2 separate regions of the Homo sapiens genome follow, and region 1 is linked to region 2. The links are chromatin loops, found by intact Hi-C in ENCODE. Cell type or tissue: HepG2. All regions are shown on one strand. Links, peaks and the distances in the headings refer to the core of each region. The heading gives the core; the rest is flanking DNA. Region 1 holds the start of HULC (hepatocellular carcinoma up-regulated long non-coding RNA). Region 2 overlaps LOC100506207 (a long non-coding RNA gene).

Evidence for each region. Peaks named below come from ENCODE experiments on the same cell type or tissue, not always from the same donor. Only the 100,000 strongest peaks of a DNase experiment are listed, where the experiment ranks them.
Region 1: a loop joins it to region 2, with 7 times the contacts of the local background. A loop is called at or near these places in 1 of 110 quality-filtered maps.

What each region holds. Positions count from the first base shown.
Region 1 is chr6:8,649,444-8,653,848 of GRCh38, reverse strand. HULC (hepatocellular carcinoma up-regulated long non-coding RNA) reads right to left here and starts at 1,580. Exons shown (of 2, transcript NR_004855.3): 1 at 1,459-1,580; 2 at 1-304. The region is part of intron 3 of LOC100506207 (a long non-coding RNA gene); the gene reads right to left. In HepG2, for the core only: no CTCF peak of the experiment used is centred there; DNase peaks (open chromatin) are centred at 898 and 1,648; H3K4me3 peaks cover 1,243 bases.
Region 2 is chr6:8,554,774-8,559,178 of GRCh38, reverse strand. LOC100506207 (a long non-coding RNA gene) reads right to left here. Exons shown (of 5, transcript NR_038980.1): 3 at 536-594. Among named protein-coding and RNA genes, the nearest start is that of HULC, 95 kb to the left of the region's middle. RefSeq lists an enhancer at 3,095-3,264. In HepG2, for the core only: no CTCF peak of the experiment used is centred there; DNase peaks (open chromatin) are centred at 2,338 and 2,598.

The sequences.
Region 1 (4,405 bases), core at 81-4,080, 95 kb before region 2:
AATTAAGAATGGACATCATTTTATTTCATTTTAATTTAGTTTTGTTTAATTCTAGTTTCAGTTTTGATGATATTTTGCCATGCTTCCCAATTTTTTTCTTTGATAACAACATAATTCAGGGAGAAAGTACAAATTTGCCACAGGTTGAACACTTAATTTGTGTTCCTTAAAAAATAATGCTGTGCTTAGTTTATTGCCAGGAAACTTCTTGCTTGATGCTTTGGTCTGTTTTGTTTTTAATGTTTTAAACAAAGAATATTCCGGCCTTTACTTCAGAGTTTCTTCCAAAGATACATATGCATTTCTAGGAAGAGGAAAGAAAGAGTTGTAAGACATCTATCATCATAAAAAATTAATCACTTGACTCATCCCCTGTCCTGCTTGTTTCAGTTAGCATTTTCAGCTTCCCAAGACCATATTGTTCTACATCTGTATGTAAGAGCTCTGATGTATCTAGAATTTGTAAGCTGTCCAGCAAAAATGAAAAAGGGTCTCTCCATTCACTTTTCAATGATTAAAAAAAAGAGAGAAAAGCATCAATTTTATATAACTCTCTCTTTTACTCAAATCTTATTCTCTGCCTTGTGTTAAATTCCAGCAAGGCCCTAAACAATTGAAAAATGAACAAGTTGGTTGATCTTTAGCAAGTGAATACATTGTTCCCTAAATGGTTTCAATTACACAGGTTAGCTCTGTGGGAGGTTGCACTCACTGTGATGTTCTAAGGAGACTACATGGTTTCTGAGAAGATAAAATATTCTGTAGCACTGAAACAGGTCGAATATAATCCTAGGTAATATTCTGGTGCTGTGTTGTGGATTTGCAATAGGTCAATTCAGACAAACTGGAACTACATTTCCCAGAATTCCTTTATCCGCAGAGTTCTGGGTTGGGGGTGGAGCATAAGTGAATTTGCACAAGATTTGAAAGGTAAAAGTGAAGTAGCAGCCATACTCTTTGCATTCTATAAAGGTCCACAGGGGCGTCAGGCTGTGCTTCAGACAGCATACATGGTTGTCCCAGTGCCAGTTCAACTGGTTGGCTGGGGTAGCAGCCTAGTGCAGCTCCTCAGCTCCTTCCCACTCCCCTCCTTCAGCTTATCACACCCATGGCAGCAGCAGATTTAGCTCCATGAGGAAAAGCTCCAGCTTCTCCAGCAAATCGATTCCATAATCAAAGATGGAGGCTAACAGGTGGTAAGAGGGGCTAATGGGTCCCAGTTGGTCCTTGTGGGAACCAGCTCAGCCTCAAGAGTTCCAGATTGTTCGAACCCCTCTCTATTTCACGCCCTCTTTTCTCCCAACTTCCTGCCCCGTGGACTTAAAGCTTCAGCACCAGATAGTGAAGGAACAGCCCCACACTGACTGCTTCATGTGTCTCAGTCCACCTTCACGTGTCTCAGTCCGCTTAGGCTGCTATAAAAAATAACAAAGACTGGGTGGCTTAAACAACACTTACTGGATCACAGTTCTGGAGGTTGAAATGTCCACGATCAGAGTTCCTGCATGGTCTGGTTCTCGTGACGACTCTTCCTGGCTTGCAGATTGGGGCCTTGCTGTATCCTCACGTGGCATAAAGAGAGCTCTTGTCTCTTCATTCCCTTGTAAAGGCTCCAATTCCATCATGAGTTCCACCCCCATGACCTCATCCAAGCCCAGTTACCTCCCAAAGGCCCCACCTCCAAATACCATCACACTGGAGATTAGGGTTTCAACATATTGATTTTGTGGACTGCAAACATTCAGTGTATAGCAACCAGCTCCCACTTGTAGTGGACCTGCTTTTCTGACCCAAGCTCTAAATGCTGCACACTGAAATTGCCTTCTTCATGACTGTTCTTATGTGCTGTTTACTTCACTCTTTCCCATACCTCTATCTCTCAGAATCTGATCTAAACTTACATGAAAAACTCAAAGCCTATCTTTTGCATGAAGTCTTCCCTGATATTTATGGTAAAAATTAACCACTTTCTCCTGCATGTCCCTAAGCACTTTAGTTATATCTCTCTTTGTGCACTTAATGCATCCTGCCTTGTATGGCAGTTCTGTGTATCTCTCTCTCCCCTTGTAAATTTCTTGAGGGCAGAATGATGTCTCACTCATCTTTGTATCCCCAAAAGCAACTATCACAGTGCCCCATGCAGAACTGGAGTTCAATAAATGTCTGTTGACTTGAAGTCTGGTGCAGCTTGCTTTATCCTCTGGCACTGCTTGGGTTGTCACCATGACTGTATCTAAAGGACAACTTTACCCTTCTGGGCTCTCTGGTCTTGTTTTATCTATTTTTATGATGTGTTTATACATAGTCCCTGCTTTATGCCAGAAGCCAAGCACTTTGGTGATACATTTTCAGTCAGGTTAAATGTTTGGCATTTTTTTTCAAGTGGAAAGGCCCTCACCGGATGTATTAAGAGTTTTCTTTTGAAATCTTATCATGAAAATAAATGGGGCAAATAACTGCATACAATAAGGCACTGCATAGTTAATGTAGCAAAGTATCCTGCACACAGCAAGCTCATAGGAAACATAGGTTGAATGATGGAGGAAATAAATTGATGAATTTACTAATGAATGAAGAGCCTAACCAAGGGACAAAGCCATCAGGTATATGTATAGTACTGCCATTTTTAATGACATGATTTGAGACTCTTCCAAAGAAACATAGATAACTACCTACCTTGATGTAGTCCTACCAACAGGCAGAGGATTTCTCTCCTCCAAATTGCAGTAGTTCATCATTCTTGCTTAAAGTTTGCTATAAGCTATAGTTTATAATGAACTATAATTTATGGTGTATACAAGATAGGTCTTACCTACATTTCAAAAAATAGGGAACCACAGAACAATTCATGGAGCATAGTGTCGAAGGAAAGGAACTATTGTCAGAATACATCTAGATCTATTTTTTTTGTCTAACATCTATGAAAGAAAGGATGAATGGTAATGCATTAAATATTTTTCTAATATTGCTAAATGAGAATTTTATAAAATTCTTTCAACTCCCATCTTGTATATGAGATTCTAGAAGTTGCTATAAATTGTGCTAGAAAATGGGTACAGCTTTGTCTTGGAAGTTTTATGTTTCAAAACATTTTCCCCTCAAAGAAAGCTTTATTTCCAAGTCCTGAGGTGCCAGGTAAAAATCTATAAAGTAAAAGTAATTATCTAATATCTCACTTAGTAAATCATCAGGATAAAACTTCTTTAGGAAAAAGCTAGCTCCTTTTGTTTGTGAGGAAAAAAGAAATAAAAGAGACTCTGGGAAATTTTTCAAGTGATTTTAAAAAGCAAAACTTTTACTCTAATCATTTTCTTGTAAATAAATCTAAGAAAATAATAGTTTAGCTTAAAGTAAAAGTGTCCTGGTTCAATTTGTGTCCACTTCTATGCACAACCTATCATGTTACCTTTCACAGTGTCTTTGGTTGCACTTTACGTATCTTAAGCTTATCCTGCTCAGTATAGTTATCTTCACAAAATTGCTTTGGTAACTCAGGAACTGCAACATTTCTGTTGCCTCATTATCTAACAATGTATCCAACCAATCAAAACTCAAGAGGGTCAGAGAAGATCCTGCAAGTCATTCATCCAACAAATCTTCATTGAGCAGTAATGAAACATAGGCTCTGGTTTTCAATTTAGGACTGAGGACAGATGCACCCACATGAGTACAACACTTGTCACAGGTGCAACTATGGAACATCTCCACAGACACCAAGAGGTCAAGAAAGACAATACAGAAAGGGTGGCTTCTTTTTTTTTGAGACGGAGTCTCGCTCTGTCACCCTGGCTGGAGTGCAGTGGCATGATCTCGGCTCAGTGCAACCTTGGCCTCCCGGGTTCAAGCAATTCTTCTGCCTCAGCCTCCTGAGTAGCTGGGACTACAGACGTGCACCACCACACCCGGCTAATTTTTGTATTTTTAGTAGAGATGGGGTTTCTCTATATTGGCCAGGCTGGTCTTGAACTCCTGACCTCGTGATCAGCCCACCTCAGCCTCCCAAAGTGGTGGGATTACAGGCGTGAGCCACTGCACCAGGCCAAGGGTGATTTCTAAATTACATCTTGAAATATTATCAGTGTTCATCAGGCAGAAAAATGGTCTAGATAAGACAAAGGCATCTCATGCAAAGAAAGCAGAAGGAGCAAAGCATGAGATACGGAAGGCTTTGGTGCAATCAGAAAAACATCTGGTGTGGCCGATGCTTGTCAGGGAGAAGGAAGAAAGTAAGGGATGCATTATGGGTTGAACTGTGCCTCCCCAAAATTTACATGTTGAAGTCCTAACCCCATACCTCAAAATGTTACTGTATTTTGAAATTAGAGTCTTTAAAGAGGTAATTAAGGTAAAATGAGACTGTTAGATTGAGCAGTAATTCAACGGTACTGCTACCTTAGGAGAAGAA
Region 2 (4,405 bases), core at 85-4,084:
GCCTGTACTGCCTGGTTTACTCATTCCACCAATAAAACATGACATTGTTCACATAACGTTCTTCCTGAACGACTGTGGTTTCCTCTACATTCAACCTTGCCAAAATCAAGGAAGAGGCTGGAGATCTAAATTCCACTATCCTCTCAACAGTATTTATACAATAGAACTCTTTCCCCCAGACAATAATGCCGTTATGTCTGAGAAAGCAATGGCACTCCTAAATTACAATTTGTTGCTCCTCTGTCCAACCCCAGCCTATTTTAAAACTGCAGTACTGATTCTTTCGCATCTTAGGGAACTTTGAGAAAGCAAGGTCTTTGATATCATTCCTTCCTCCTCACATTAGCTCCAAGCATCTTCCCCCAGGTTGAGTTTATTTTTGTTTAGTGTGCCGAAAGAAAAGTCTTCAAAAAAATAATGTTCATAGAGAGTTGATTAGTGATTCCAGATACTGGATCTTGATAGGCCTGACATACCTTCAGTATCTTAATAAAGCAATTCATTTAGCTAGTTAAGAAATGGACAGATCACTTACCTACTTAGAACCCCAGAAAGACTTGTTTCATCTTGCACTTAAGAGTTCAATGACATCACCTTAAAAAAAATCATAAAAGGATCTCAAATACATACAATAAAATTTGAAAAAGAGAGAGAAACTAGTAAATTACAGATTATCATCTATGAAGTATGTTCAAAAGCACAGTTTAACAAGCCTATATTTAAAATTACTACAAATAAAAGTGATTTTGCCATTAGAGGTAATTTATGTTTTATGTACGTTTGACTTATCAAATTATCTCCTAGAAGTCCAATCCAAGTTTGTTGGAGACAGATAAACATTCTATCTCCCTAAAAATTACTGTTTTGTTTTCCTTTCCTGGATAGTGCTTCTTTATCCTTGATTTCTAACATTTGTGTAGCATTTCACAATTTCAAATCCTTTTCATATACGTTGGTAGTTCTTAGCCTTTTGCAATTTGTGGAGACTTTTAAGGATCTGATGACAATAATGAACATTCTCACCAGAATTTCATGCATGCAATGTTGGAGGGTTCATTGATGTCCTAAAATCCATCCAGGGTTACTAACTCCAGTAATCCATAGGTTAATCCTCACAACATCTCTATGAGGTAGGTATTGTTATCACTGTTTTTTAATTAAGAAAATTAATCTGCATGGGGTTCAATTACTTGTCCAAATCATGCAGGAGAATTTGGTGTTAAACTGAAGCCTTTTGACATGACAACCATGTTTTTCCTTGTGTCTCATGACAGCCTCCTACTTTTGTTGATGTGAATCGACACCTATATTACACTATTTTATTTAATGAAGGTACAGTCAAAATCTACTAGATAAGAGTCCCAAACATACAAAATTTTCTAAATAAATCAGGCTAAAAATCTCATCTGATCTCCAAATCATAGATCTATTTTGCTTTTAGATTCAGTTAAATCTCTAATCTATAGAAGTCATTCACTCAGAAGCATTTCAAGCTTATCCCATGGTGCTATGCAAAATTAAAAGCAAATATCTATTCCCAAAACATAGATGTGGTTCACATTTTAAACAGCTCTCACTTTCTCTGTTTTCCTGTCAGTATCCATGTACATCCAGCTTGGACTCTGGATCCATGGCCATAGTCCCTGCCTGTTTGGTCTTCCTTCATTTACTTCAACTAAATTCTCAGATTTTCTGACCAAGGATACCCAAAGCCTCTATTTTACTATTAGGTCGAGTCATATGAAACTGTAATCAGCTAGAAAGAGTAGAATATTGTCAGTTTAATAACATTCAGTTTTGTTTAGCTTTAGTGTCCTGACCTGTTGATGTTCAAGTCTTATGGGGAAAAGAAGAAGAACATGATTCCAAGAAGACCTGGTTCTAATGCACTGTGCCATTTAGCAATTGCTTCAAGAGAAACACTTAAATTCTCTGGGTAACAATTCCTTATCTGAAAATGAGGACAATATGATTCACAATTGTGTCACAAGATTGTGGGGAAATATTCCACATGATAATATCACCTGCGAAAGTGCTTCAAAAATTGTTAAAGCACTATACACATTTAGGTTGCTGTTATTATAGTCAGCAAAGATGCCTTCACCAGCAAAAGCAGCATTAATTTTTTTTTAAGAGCAGTAGAATCATATGTCCACTAAATTACTCACTGCAAATGTCCAGCCATCACTAGTACCCCTCACATGTTGGTGCTGGTTTATTTATATATATTTATTTACATCACATTGTGATGACTTGCTTGGTCAGCTTTACAGAAGAGCTGATGACCTGGTTCCTACATTGAACATAAGCCAGCAGATGAGTCACTTAAGAGACACAGAGAAATTGCATGATGTAATTGTCTGCCCACTGAAATCACATAATGAATTTACTATCTGGTATTAAATTACCACTTTGCCATAAACAACACCAACCTAATGGTCTTAAAAAATAACTGAAATAAAGAAGGGAAAGTTATTTGTAAATAGTGTATGTGAGATTTTTAAAGATATTGTGGTAAAATTGTGTTTTATCAGAATTTTAAAAATGCACTAGGGCTTATGTTTAACAACTTTCCTGCCTTCTAAAGGTTGAGTAAACAATATTGCAGTATGACTTTCAACATCAGGGCCAAGCCCTTCAGTAAATAAAGCCAAAATGAATTGTATCATTGACTACAAAATGTGCACGGCAAATATAAAACATGAGTAAAAATCAAGTGGAGGCATCAAAGACCTTTCAGCAACTGTTTTCTAGGCTTGTAAAATTCAGCTGGAGAAATTGGTACAGAATAAGTTTACAAAATAATGAATTTCCTACTATGTTATAGATCTTGAAGAAAAAATCAAAATAAAATGCAATTCCTCAAAAAGGCCAGTTTTTTATGATTTGACACCTAACTTATGACCCTAAAACCAACAATAACTGCTGTCACTTCAATAGCCTTTGTAAACATTTCATGGTCAGGTTCTCTTAGGATGCAAATCTGTAACAATTAAACAGTTTATGAATAAAACAACTCAGGACATAAATCTCAGGTTTCAAACGTGTGTACAAATAATTTTTACTTTATCTTTTTTTACAATTCATTTCTGTCTTGAGCCTCCATTCTATTCAGTAGTCAAATTTAGGGTTAATCAGTCAGTGCAGTATTTCCTCAGTCTGTGACTAGCTTGACGATATTCTCTACTCACTCATTATCCAAGGGCTGTCACCTTAGTTTCAAGGAGTCTATGTGGTGCCACTGAGGTGCCATCCTCAGTGAGAATGGGAGGATGTCATCTTCTCTCCCCATGATCAGATGATAAGGCATTCAAATTTTTCCTGTTTCTGGCCGTTGGTATCTAACCATATCGCCATGTGCCCACTCTCATTGGGTCTTAGATCATTGCTTCATGGAAGTCACTTTGCATCTTTTAAGACTCTGCTATGAGGACCCTTCATGTCCACTATCTCTGTCTCTCCTCTATTTATGTGCCTCTGTAAGGAGGAGGTGGAGGGGAAGAATAAAATATACAATGCAATATGTTGGTAGATAGAGTTTAGAAAGGACTTCTTCCCTATTTAGAGGATAAACCTAATGGTTCTCTCTGCTTTTCTCATACTGGTCATCCCAAGCTTTACCCACTTGAGTATAGGCTTTGGATTCAGAGAGTGCATTCAATCCCAAAGTCCACCACTTTGGAAAAGTTTCTACTTTTACCTTGGATACCTCATCTACAAAACAAGTATAATAGTATCTCCCTCATAGGGTTGTTGCAAAGATTAAAGGAGATAATAAATGTAAAAATAATTAGAGCATTGTATGATGTATAATAATCATTCAATAAATGATATCTATTGTCATCATTATCTCTCCTCTCTCCATGCGGTCCTCCAGCTTCTCCTACTCATAGCAATGCATCAATTTATATGACTCCAGTCAAAAGACAGCAGGGTCAACCCTGAGTTTATTAATAAAAGTGGAACACAATGTTGGTTAGGAGAAGACATTTTTACAAGATCCCAAGTGTTGGTCTCAACCCTTGCATACATGAGTGTGTGGCATTCCTTACCACTGTAGAAAATGTCCCCACATGCCTAAAATATATCATTCTAATGTAGGCATAGAGAGTTACTATTTGAATCCAGTCATTAATACCTATTTAATGTTATAATCACCAACCACAGTTGGATATTGTAAGTAAGGAAGGAGATCAGTATGAATTCTGTCAGCTTTCATCTGTTTCTTTTCCTGAAAGTATCCAATTTTAAATCCAAATAACCAGTTCTTCCAAAGTATTTACAGTGAAAAAGCACCAAAGATTAAATCAATCCAGAATCACCTCATGAGTAACTAGCCCAGTAAGTTAATTACAGGATTCTTTGTTGCTCTCTTTTATTGTGGGTAAGAGTTCTTGATGCAATA